Linked DNA regions of Homo sapiens: region 1 is linked to region 2. A link is a contact called in ENCODE Hi-C or POLR2A ChIA-PET data. All regions are on one chromosome and are shown on one strand. Each heading gives the region's core, a stretch centred on a gene start or an enhancer-like site at or near the end of the contact. The rest is flanking DNA. Distances are from core to core; before and after follow the strand shown. Region 1 overlaps LOC105378776 (a long non-coding RNA gene). Region 2 overlaps PDE4B (phosphodiesterase 4B).

The links. Hi-C counts contacts between places; a loop is a spot of excess contacts on that map. ChIA-PET counts read pairs that join two places held with the same protein, here RNA polymerase II (POLR2A). Pooled maps may share reads with other maps.
Region 1: a loop to region 2 is called in a pooled map, with 2.7 times the contacts of the local background. The contact joins two enhancer-like sites. A Hi-C loop is called at or near these places in 1 of 168 maps with a recorded cell type or tissue (naive thymus-derived CD4-positive, alpha-beta T cell), 1 of 37 single-sample maps with no recorded cell type and 8 of 50 pooled maps. POLR2A ChIA-PET finds 5 or more read pairs at or near these places in 6 of 52 experiments (MCF 10A, OCI-LY7, PC-3 and 3 more).

The regions. Positions count from the first base shown.
Region 1 is chr1:66,435,054-66,438,066 of GRCh38, reverse strand. The region is part of intron 2 of LOC105378776 (a long non-coding RNA gene); the gene reads right to left. Among named protein-coding and RNA genes, the nearest start is that of SGIP1, 98 kb to the left of the region's middle. Within about 2 kb of position 1,391, at least 2 of the 41 ENCODE cell types and tissues checked have a DNase peak (open chromatin) inside an H3K27ac peak, as active enhancers do.
Region 2 is chr1:66,299,722-66,302,613 of GRCh38, reverse strand. All of the region lies in intron 7 of PDE4B (phosphodiesterase 4B), which reads right to left. Among named protein-coding and RNA genes, the nearest start is that of SGIP1, 230 kb to the left of the region's middle. RefSeq lists an enhancer at 1,165-1,224. Within about 2 kb of position 1,558, at least 12 of the 41 ENCODE cell types and tissues checked have a DNase peak (open chromatin) inside an H3K27ac peak, as active enhancers do.

The DNA.
Region 1 (3,013 bases), core at 142-2,641, 140 kb before region 2:
TGGCCTCTGCCTGTTAAACACCATAAGTAGCTCCCCAATGGTGACAAACAGAAGATGTCTTCAAATATTGTCAAATGCCCTTTGGGAAGCAAAATCATCCCCAGTTGAGAACCACTGCCCTAAAACACTGTAGGCAATCTTTGTCACATCTTCCACACATAGAAAAACTTTTTGTTTTGTACAAATGTTTTCTCTACAAAACCTGGAGGGTGATCTGGGAATAGCTCAACAAAGTTCAGTGAAAAAAATTGTCACTCTTTATATTTATATCCTTATAGGAAAAATAAAATACAAGATGTTTAGAAAAATATCAAATATTAAATTTATATAAAGGTTCCAAATAAAATAATTTTAAAAAATTAGAAATTTGAACTTATTACCATTGACATATCTTTTTACCAACAGATACCATATTCAAAATAGCTATGCAAAACTCTGAGTAAGACTTCTTAATGATGATTGTTTCAAATTCCTAGTGGTGTGTATCAACAAGAACCTTCATTCCCACAATAAGATAATTTAAAAAATTAAAACCATTGTTTACAACTATTTGAAGATTTGCAACATTTGAAATTAAAGAACCTAATAGCTTATCCTTTTCTTATACTGACAAGTTAATGTTTAATTTTTTATGATAGAGCAAAGGTACTTTAAATTCAGACTTTTATGCTATCTAGCATTCCAAAATAATAACGAAGGTCTAATTTGTATATTGCATATGCATTGTAAGAGCAGTTGCCCTACAGCTAGCATGGAAACCACTAAATGGACTTTTTTGTCCATCTGCTGAAGATGAACAGGAGTATCTGATATATGTGAAAACAGATTCTGGGCTATCACGTGTTGCTGGGCAGACCAGAAATCCCCACCATGTTTCTGCACTCACTCATCCCCACTGGCCACATCTTGGGCTAAGCTCTAAGCTTCTGGGCAGCTGGACACAAACTACCTACTGATCCTCAGGCCTTACCTAGAATGGTCTGCGGTGCTAACTGCTAGGATGGATGGCTGCTGAGATGCCCATGCAGTAGAACACCTACCTTCTTGGCTGTGTGCATTCAGGGCATTATAGTGGAGAAATGCATGGTAAATGTGACTCATGGTGCCCACTGCCTCCTCTAGGGACTATGAGGGTGGTCCTTGGACTCCTACACTGCTCAGACCAGTCCCCAAGAAGACTCTGATGAGGCTTCTCTTGGCTAGAGGCACATTCTGAGAGCTGAGGAACGCAGTAATTCATAGCACACCTATAATCCGTTTGTGGCACACCAGTGTGATACTACATATAAGCTAGGAAGCTCTGCCTTAAAGAATTCTGCCTAGCCCTAAGGCACCCTGTGGCCCAAAGAGAGGCATGACTCACCTCAGATCACACCCTCAGTTAATACCAGAGCTGGAACCAGCAGCTAACTCTCTGGCTCCAGGCACCACAATCATGTCGATTCTTCATTTCATGCCTTTCTTCCTCCCACTGATGCATTCACCACAAACTCCTCATGTGCCTCACCTACTAATCAAAAACATTGGCTGGTCCAGCACCTACCACAAGGGGAGCAGTGTTTCTTAAGCTCTGTGGTGCATAAGAATAGAACTTTAAAAATATGTATATTTAACTGCTGTGTGTTTGTGGAGAAAGTTGAAGCAGGAAGAGGGAAGAGTGAAGCTTTATTATGGGAAGCACAAGTAGAATTTCCATTCTACTCCATCTAATTTCGCTGGCTGAGTACTAGGCTGAATACTAGATCTTGGTGAGCTTAAAAGAGATCTAGAAACCCAAAGCTACAAATATGGAAGAGTTTGAAAAGCAGGCTATTTTATCTATAAAAATAGAAGTGATTTCAGATGCTAGAAGGGAGTGTGCAGTGGTTTCTAAATTCTAGTGGACATGAGAATTTCACCAAGAACTTATTTGACTTACTTATACAAGTAATTATAAATCAGTTGATCTGGATCAAAGCCCACAGATCTGTGTTTTAACAAGCATTCTGAGATTATCTGATTGAGAATTGCTGAAATAGGAATAAGACCTTATAGCTTTAATGCACCGTATAATGTGGACATTGCAAGAAGCTAAGAGGAAAATAAATTTTTTAATTAAAAAATTCTAATTTCTCTAGGGCAATTCCTAGAATATAAATATTGTAAATTATTTCCTAAAACCAAACCAAAAAAAAAAACAAAATTTCTCTCTGCTCTTCTCCTCCACTTTCAGTCTATTCTGAAGCTAGGAGAAGGGCTGTCTTATGTTTGTCCTTAAATGAATGCAGGCCATTTATATAAAAACCACATCATAAGTGGAATAACCAAGTCACAAGCTTTCCTGGTCGTGTAAGTCTTTGACCTTTTGCTGTGCACCCCAGGCCCAAATACCAGTGCAATTCCCCTTGTTTTGATCAGCCTGATTAGACACATTTGTGCTAGGCTCTGCACCTCATAAAAGGCAAGGTAGATAGTATTATTTTAAAAAAAACAGGATAGAGATAGTGTGCTAGTAACAGCTTTTATGAATTGATGCTTGGAGCACCTCTCTCCAGTTGTGAGAGAGCCATGACCCCAAGATACAATATGGTAGAGCCCAGAATGTGGTCCCAGAAATGGGCTTATAAACACATCTGACCCAGAGTTAATAATTTTCTTCTCAAGGTCGTTTTAAATAAATCTTATATGTATGTGTGTTACGCACTATGCTGTATATGTGGGGTGTCTGTGTGTGTGTGCATGTGTGTGTGTGTGACTGATTACTACTGCTTTACTACTGGGAAAAGGGAACATTAAGGGTTCCTAGCATCCATGTCAAGTACTGTGGTGAATATTCATATTTATTTTCTTATTTGAGCCTCATAAAAGCTTTGTAAGGAAGATAGAGGTGATATTATTCAATGGAGATTTATATATTTAACATATCATATAACTTTGAACAGGTTATTAAACTCTTCTGAGCTTCTGGGGTTTTTTTAACCCATAAAATAAGGAGATTGGCATAACCAATCTCATGGTAACAAGATATCATAAT
Region 2 (2,892 bases), core at 309-2,808:
ATACCAGCCCTTGCAGGACTTTGTAGTAATTCAATGAGACTACATGTGGGAAAGTGCTTTGTAACCTCTAAAACACAAGAGATTACTATTCTAATTCCAGCCACCACCCAGGCCACTCCCTGTTTCCACCTCAATTGCCCATCCAGATTTGCTCAACAAATGAAAGCTAATTTTAATATCATCTGCTGACAGTAAATCAATCAGGTGATCAAAGCCAAAAGACCAGTTTATAGATTTTCCCAAGCCACATAACAAGACAGCGTATGTGGTGGTAACAGATGACAGTAAGATGACCATCAAGGACACATCTGTGGTTCTTTTTTATAAATGTGGAAATTAGTGCAGGGAAGAGTCTTGGGAATGTCACGCAGCTAGGAAGCTGATGCTCAGAGAGGCTGGTTTGTGGATGAACTGTGCTTTTCCATTGCCTCCTGTCTCCAAGGCCAGTGGGTCACTTCTGCTTCAGGCTCTTCTTGATTCCTCCAGAAATGAGTATAGGACAGAGCACTGCAATTTCGAAGCAGTTTAGCTTTCCCCATTTTCACCCAGTGATGCTGTGTTCTAATCTCTCTTTGCTTCTGGGCTTACTGTAGTTGAACAGTCCAAACCTCTGTGGTTTGAGAGGCTAATGGCCACCTCCTAAACAAAGTCAATAAGTTGGCTGAGCAGTAAGCTCCAAGATTTAGGAAGAGCTTTCTCTAGAGTTATAAAAGCCCAACGAACATGTTACTTATATCTCTCCCATCACAAAGTCATGACTTAGGAGAAGTTCAGCAGTAATCCCTTCAAGAAAAAGGTCTTTATAACTCGCATGGGTAGAATAACCTGGCATTTGGGAAAGCAACTCAATTATGCCTGCTGGGAGAAAAAGCTATAGGATGAATTCATGACCTAGTTTAGGTAGTATTTAAAATGAACTTTAGTATTTTTATGTAATTGTTACTATTCTATCATGAGATTACATTTATATGCTTGCAATATTTTTTCTCTAATCCTTCCTGAATTAAAAAAAATATGGACTGGCAATCTGGCATAGTTAGAAAAAAAAAAAAGCATTGTCCTAGCGGTAAGAAGCCTGGTGGTCTCGCCCCTGCTTTCCTGCTTATAGCCTTGAGGGTCCTGGCAAGTCATTAAGCCTCTCTGTGCCTCTGGTTCCTCCTCTGTGACATAGAGATAATATTACTAGTCCTTTTTTACCTCAGGATCAAATGGAGAGAAAATGACAACAACAAAATGAAAGTGAAAACGGTTTGAATATCATGATCTCTGACTCAGCCTCCAAGGCCCAAACCTCTTACAGGGCTGAGAATACAGGAGGCCCTTGGAAAATACTTGCTGATCAAATGAGAAGCTCCAAGTTGGATTTCTGAAATAATGAGAAATGAGAGCCCTTAAATTATTAAAAATTACCCATAGAAAAAAATCTGCTTCTCTAATATTGGTAATCTGGTGAATACTGCAGCCATGTGAGGCCTGGAATATACTCATAGCTGTACTATGGGCCTTTCATGAGCACGCAGGAACTTTTCTTCTAAGTGTCTCAGAGAGCCACACCGCATGCTCATATGTGTAAACACACACACACATACATACTGACTCTTTTTCGCTCTTTACTAGAGAGAATATGGAGCCTGTTTGTGATATTAATAGCTTAATCTTCAGAGCTCAGCCACTTAAATATTATTTATCAGTAATGCTATGTTTGGGTGAGAAACCCCAGTAAGAAAGTCAGAAAAACAGAGAATAGGCCATCTATGAAGAATAGACTTGGACACTGAAAACGGGACTGCATACGGCCAGCAGTGATTGCCTAATCCAGCCGGCATGGAGAGACTGCCCTGGCAGATAGTCACCTTCCTAATGGACCTCAGACCCTCTGGGAAATCAAAAACACAAGCCAGGGTAAAGATCTTGAGTTCAGGGTCTGCGTCCAATTCATCTTTGTAGTCACAGCTATACACACACTGTAGGCATCCAATAAATGTTAGATGAATGTATGAATAAGTGAGTGACTGGGGAATGGAAAGAATTCTGGACTGGTAGTTGGAGATGTGGATTCTGGTCCATCCTCTATTATCAGCTATGTAAGTGCACAGAAGTCACTCCAAATCGCCCTCCCTCACATGTGAAATGAGAAGGCTGGATAAATCAACAGTCCACAGTCAATAAAGTACAGTGAACTGGCCGATCTCTGAGCAAGGAGGTGCCACACTCTCCTCTCCACCTTAATGTGGTTTTCAGGTCCCTTGGTGGGCAAGGAGAAGTGAGTCCAGCCAGCAGTGATGTTCCAGGCTGCACCCAGGAATGCAGTGTGAGTCCTGACGAGGTGCCAGAATTAAATCGCTAATATTCATTTCCATGATCAGTATCTCAGGAAGTCTTAAAGGGGAACTAAAATCAACAAAAATTAATTTACTCAAGGCAGCTATTGGCTTTTGATGCCCACTCTGTTGAAGGGTGAGTCTGTCAACTCTGAGAATAAAATAGAACCTTTGAAAGTCTTTTCACATGGCTGAAGAAGGTAAAAACACGAACACCAGAGAGAAAGACATTCCCCTAGATGTCTGTGTTTGTGCAATAGTGCCAATTTTTCCAATATGCATTTTGTTTGGTTTTAATATTCATGCCATTATTAATTCATATTATAACATATATTTTTTCCTTATAATATTTACATTCTATAATGAAATTTGTTACTAAAAAGTCCTACAAATAAAGGCAGAAAAAAGCATTTGATAAAATTCAATTTCCCTTAATGATAAAAACTCTCAACACATTAGGCATAGAAGGTACAAACCTCAACACAAAACAGGCAAACACACAGCTAATGTCACAATGAGTGAGGAAAAGCTAAAAGCTTTTGGCCATTATCAGAAAGATAAAAAATAACAA